2 separate regions of the Homo sapiens genome follow, and region 2 is linked to region 1. The links are chromatin loops, found by intact Hi-C in ENCODE. Cell type or tissue: HCT116. All regions are shown on one strand. Each heading gives the region's core, and the rest is flanking DNA. Links, peaks and the distances in the headings are about the cores only. Region 1 overlaps COLGALT1 (collagen beta(1-O)galactosyltransferase 1). Region 2 overlaps TMEM221 (transmembrane protein 221).

Evidence for each region. A loop is a pair of places that touch in the nucleus more often than their neighbours do. Peaks named below come from ENCODE experiments on the same cell type or tissue, not always from the same donor. Only the 100,000 strongest peaks of a DNase experiment are listed, where the experiment ranks them.
Region 2: it touches region 1 in a loop (6-fold over the local background); 33 of 110 quality-filtered maps call a loop at or near these places.

What each region holds. Positions count from the first base shown.
Region 1 is chr19:17,572,750-17,575,657 of GRCh38, forward strand. The region is part of intron 6 of COLGALT1 (collagen beta(1-O)galactosyltransferase 1); the gene reads left to right. Among named protein-coding and RNA genes, the nearest start is that of COLGALT1, 19 kb to the left of the region's middle. In HCT116, for the core only: a CTCF peak has its summit at 1,542 (motif pointing left); a DNase peak (open chromatin) is centred at 1,506; H3K27ac peaks cover 845 bases.
Region 2 is chr19:17,440,166-17,443,073 of GRCh38, forward strand. The region is part of intron 2 of TMEM221 (transmembrane protein 221); the gene reads right to left. Among named protein-coding and RNA genes, the nearest start is that of TMEM221, 7.0 kb to the right of the region's middle. RefSeq lists a silencer at 1,155-1,204. In HCT116, for the core only: a CTCF peak has its summit at 1,186 (motif pointing right); no DNase peak of the experiment used is centred there.

The DNA of each region.
Region 1 (2,908 bases), core at 98-2,597:
GTGGAGGGTTGTGTCTGCTCTCACAGAGTGCTGGTTTGCAGGTAGCTGTACACAGCATGCTTGGGGTTGTCGGGTGGGCTTCCTGGAGGAGGTGGCATTAAGGGGCAGGTTGAGTAGGAGTTCACCATAAAGGGGATTGCAGCAGGAGGTGGTAGTGTGGGCAAAGGCCGGGAGGCTGGAAGGGACGTGAACCTGGGGAACAGGCAAGGTCAGTGATCCCCTGGGGCTGGTATCCAGGGCCAGGGTGGATGGCCTCAGAGACCAGGCTGAGGAAGGGACCTTCCCCCTGAGGACAGTCAGGAGCTATAGAGGACATGAAAACTGAGAGGACAGCAAGTTTTCACTAAAGAACTGCATGTATAGGCCAGGCATGGTGACTCAAACCTGTAATTCCAGCACTTTGGGAGGCCAAAGTAAGAGGATTGCTTGAGCCTAGGAGTTCAAGATCAGCCTGGGCAACATAGTGAGACCCCATCTCTATATTAAAAAAAATTTTGGCCGGGTGCGGTGGCTCATGCCTGTAATCCTAACACTTCGGGAGGACGAGACGGGCGGATCACAAGGTCAAAAGATGGAGACCATACTGACCAACATGGTGAAACCCTGTCTCTACTAAAAATACAAAAAAAATTAGCTGGGTGTGGTAGCGAATGCCTATAGTCCCAGCTACTTGGGAGGCTGAGGCAGGAGAATCACTTGAACCTGGGAGGCGGAGGTTGCAGTGAGCCGAGATCGTGCCACTGCACTTCAGCCTGGCAACAGAGTGAAACTCCGTCTCAAAAAAAAAAATTTTTTTTTAATTAGTCCGACATGGTGGCACATGCCTGTATTCTAGCTACTCAGGAGGCTGAGGTGGGAGAATCCTTTGAGCCCAGGAGTTGGAGGCCGCAGTGAGCCATAATCGTGCCACTGCACTACAGCCTGGGCAATAGAGTAAGTCTGTCTCAAAAATAATAATAATAAAAAATAATTATCCCAGCTCTTTGGGAGGCCAAGGTGGGCGGATCCCTGGAACCCAGTAGTTTGAGAATATCGTGGGCAACATGGTGAAACCTTGTCTTTACCAAAAAAAAATAACAAAAATTAGCCAGGCGTGATGGCACACACCTGTGGTCCCAGCTACTCGGGAGGCTGAGGCGAGAGGATCCCTTGAGCCCAGGAGGTCGAAGCTGCAGTGAGCCAAGATTGCTTCACTGCACTCCAGCCTGGGCAGCAGAGCCAGACCCTGTATCAATAAATAAATAAATAAAACTTTAAAAAAATCCATGAACTATGAAACCAGCAGCCGTCCCTCTAAAACTGGAGGAGCACGCAGGGCTGAGCTGTAATTGAGGTTGTCTAGGGATGATGCTCCCATCTCAGCCATTGCTAATGTGGGCCTCGCCCTGCACTGGGCGCAGAAAGCCCTGCCAAAGCCACTGCCATTCCCACCACTGCGTAGATGGAGACTGGGTGGGAGGGGTGAGGCCTCTGTCCCGGGGCTCAGTTTCCCCAGCCTTACCGATTTCTGAACGAGTCTATCTGCGGCTCCCCCTGGTGGCTCAAGATGGAATAGCACCCTGCCCTTTGTGTTTTGGGGAGACTTTTTTTTTTTTTTTGAGACGGTGTCTCACTTTGTCACCCAGGCTGGAATGCAGTGGCGCATTCTGGGCTCACTTGAAACCTCCGCCTCCTGGGTTCAAGCGATTCCCCTGCCTCAGCCTCCCGAGTAGTTGGGATTACAGGTACCTGCCACCACACCTGGCAAATTTTGTATTTTTAGTAGAGACGGGGTTTCACCATGTTAGCCAGGCTGGCCTCGAACTCCTGTCCTCAGGTGATCCACCTGCCTCGGCCTCCCAGAATGCTGGGATTACAGGCGTGTGTCACTGCGCCTGGCCTGGGGGAGACTTTTGAGTCTTTTTGAGGTGACACCTGGAGACTGCACAATCACTGGGGCAGGCCCCCCACAACACCCAAGAGTGGCATACTTAGGTGTCCAGGTCCCACCCGGCTACAGTTGGGGGTGGTGGGTCTCCATTTATCACCAACTCCCATCAGAAACGGGCCTGAGAAGCGTCTCTGTGGCTACCAGAGTTTTCCCAGTTTAAGTTCTCACATATATTTGTGTTGTCATTTCCTTTTTTTGAGACAGAGTCTCGCTGTTACCCAGGCTGGAATGCAGTGGCAAAATCACAGCTCACTGCAGCCTCAACCTCCTTGACTCAAGCGATCCTTCCACCTCAGCCTCCTAAGTAGCTGAGACCACAGGTGCATGCCACTACCATGCTCAGCTAATTTGTTAATTTAGGTTTTTGGTTTTTTTGGTTTTTATTTTTTTGAGATGGAGTCTTGCACTGTCGCCTGGGCTGGAGTGCAATGGTGCGATCTTGGCTCACTGCAACCTCCGCCTCCCAGGTTCAAGTGATTCTGCCCCACCTTCCCAAGTAGCTGAGTTTAACAGGCGCTTGCCACCACGCCTGGCTAATTTTTTGTATTTTTATTTTTATTATTTTTTGTTTGTTTGTTTTTTTTGAGACGGAGTCTCGCTCTGTCTCCCAGGCTGGAGTGCAGTGGCCCGATCTCGGCTCACTGCAAGCTCCGCTTCCTGGGTTCACGCCATTCTCCTGCCTCAGCCTCCCGAGTAGCTGGGACTACAGGCGCCTGCTACCACATCCGGCTAATTTTTTGTATTTTTATTGGAGATGGGGTTTCACTGTGTTAACCTGGATGGCCTCGATCTCCTGACCTTGTGAGCCACCTGCCTCGGCCTCCCAAAGTGCTGGGATTACAGGCATGAGCCACTGCGCCCAGCTAGTTTTTTGTATTTTTAGTGGGGACAGGGTTTCAGTATGTTGGCCAGGCTGGTCTCGAACTCCTGACCTCATGATCTGCCCACCTCAGCCTCCCAAAGTGCTGGGATTACAGG
Region 2 (2,908 bases), core at 152-2,651, 130 kb before region 1:
GACACAGCGAGACCCTGTCTCAAAAAATGGAAATAAAATACACTGGTTAAAATGGTATTTTTTTTTTTTTTTTTTTTTTGAGATGGAATCTCGCTCTGTCACCCAGGCTGGAGTGCAGTGGCGCAATCTCGGCTCACTGCAAGCTCTGCCTCCCGGGTTCACGCCATTCTCCTGCCTCAGCCTCCCGAGTAGCTGGGACTACAGCCGCCCGCCACCACACCCGGCTAATTTTTGTATTTTTAGTAGAGATGGGGTTTCACCTTGTTAGCCAGGATGGTCTCGATCTCCTGACCTCGTGATCTGCCCGCCTCGGTCTCCCAAAGTGCTGGGATTACAGGCGTGAGCCACCGCGTCCGGCCTAAAATGGTAATGTTTTTGTTATGTGTACTTTGCCACAGTGAAACTGCAACTTAACTGGGTATGGTGGTGTACACCTGTAGTCCCAGCTACATGGATTGGGAGACTGAGGCAGGAGGATTGCTTGAGCCAGGAGTTCAAGTCCAGCCTGGGCTACATAGCAAGACCCTGTCTCTAAACAAACAAAACCAGAAACACCCCCAGCAACTCAGCTCTCAGGGTCCTGCATCTCTGTCTGTCTCTGCCTGGGGTGGGGGTGAGGGTCAAGGTGGAGGAGCCAGCCTCTGCTCTCTACTCTCTGGTGCCCACAGGTTTGCCACGCCCCAGGCTTGGGGGGCATTGAGAGATTCACAACCCCTCTCTGGCCTCAGTTAGCCAATGTGAATAAGAAGGGACCTTGAGGGACCGGGCGTGGTGGCTCACGCCAGTAACCCCAGCACTTTGGGAGGCCGAAGTGGGCGGATCACTTGAGGCCAGGAGTTTGAGACCAGCCTGGCCAACATGATGAAACCCCGTCTCTGCTAAAAATACAAAAATTAGCTGGGCGTGCTGGTGGGCTCCTGTAATCCCAGGTACTTGGGAGGCTGAGGGAGGAGAATCGCTTGAATCTGGGAGGTGGTGGTTGCAGTGAGCTGGGATCACTCTACTGCACTTCAGCCTGGGCAACAGAGCAAGACTCCATCTCAGAGAAAAAAAAAAAAAAAAAAGAAGGGACTTTGAGGACCTGAGCTAGCTAGCCCTCCATCAGCCTCTCCAGCATACAGTTGGCACCATTCTTAGTGGTGGTGCATCGTAGGACGTTTAGCAGCTTTTACCCACTAGATGTCAGTAGCATCCCACCCTCAACTCTGTGGCGACCACCAAAAATGTCTCCAGGCAGTGACAAAAGTTCCTCTGAGGCCAGAATCAGTCTCAGTGGAGAATCCCTGGTTTGGTCCCTATCTCTACACTGCAGAGTGGATTTGGGATCACTAAGCCACTTTGGCATCAATGATGTCCTCATTGGACCAAGCTCAGCCAATCAGAGCATTAATTGCTTCCCCTGATGTTAGTGATTGGTGGAGGAATATTACATGGCCCAAGCTCAGCCTATCAGAGTCAGCCCTGAGACTTTAGCCTGGGCTACTGGGACAGATAGATTTTCCTGCAGCGTCTAGGGTATTGGTAGGAGAGGGGCCCAGAACACATGGGGGACTTTTTTTTTTGGCACTTTCCAGGCTGTTTATACGCGTTCTCTGGCTCTGTACTATTGCTTTGGAAGATATCACACTGCATGATGTCCCACATGTGAAAGCAAGGCCAAGGACTTTTTTTTTTTTTTTGGCTGGAAACATTTTGAAAGGGATTTTGTAATTATTCTTTTAGTTCTAGCTAGCGATGAATGGATGATTGGTTGGATGTGCTTGGGAATTCTTGCTGAATGAGGTCACCTAGCCTCAAAAACAATCTAAATGGGAGGTGAATGAATTCTCAATTTTACGCTTAGTGAGGCTGACATAATGTTACCTTTTTTTTCCTTTTGTAATTGTTCTTGTATTTTAGAATGAGGATATCTTATTCCCTAGGTCTTTAATATTTCTGTTGGCCTGTGCAAAGACTCAAGGCTCCAGGCATCGTGTCAAAAGTGCTTACAGATAGAGGCATCTTTCTCAGAGAGAAGCCCATTCAGGGAACAGCAGATGAACAGGTGAAGTGACAAGCATTTCTGTTTCTTTTTTCTTTTATTATTATTATTATTATCAACAACATCATTTTTGAGACAGAGTCTCACTCTGTCACCCAGGCTGTGCAATGGCACAATCTCGGCTCACTGCAACCTCCGCCCCCTGGGTTCAAGCGATCCTCCTGCCTTCAGCCTCCTGAGTAGCTGGGTCTACAGGCATGAACCACCATGCCTGGCTAATTTCTTTCTTTTCTTTCTTTTTTTTTTTTTTTTAGATGGCATCTCACTCTGTCGCCCAGGCTGGAGTGCAGTGGCATGATCTTGGCTCAGTGCAACCTCTGCCTCCCAGGTTCAAACAATTCTCCTGCCTCAGCCTCTGGAGTAGCTGGGATTACAGGGGTATGCCACAATGTTTGGCTAATTTTTGTATACTTAGTAGAGATGGAGTTTCACCATGTTGCCCAGGCTGGTCTCAAACTCCACCTCAAGTGATCCACTCGCCTCGGCCTCCCAAAGTGCTGGGATTACAGGTGTGAGCAACCACACCCGGCTGAGAGGCATTTCTGATAACCTAATTTGAGTGCCTGGATCCAGCCACACCTGAAGCCAACTTCCCCTGACAATTTCAGATGCACAAGTCATCCATCCCTTCTCCTTTTTTTAAAAAAAAAACTACTTCTGGAGCATTTCATTAAGTCAAACAACAAAAGTTATGCAGTGTTCCGTGCACTTCACATATATAAATTCCCACAGTGAGCCTTAGGCTCACATCTCATTAAAAATATTTTGAGGGCCTGGCGTGGTGGCTCAGGGCCGGGCGTGGTGGCTCACGCCTGTAATCCCAGCACTTTGGGAGGCCGAGGTTGGTGGATCACCTGAGGTCAGGAG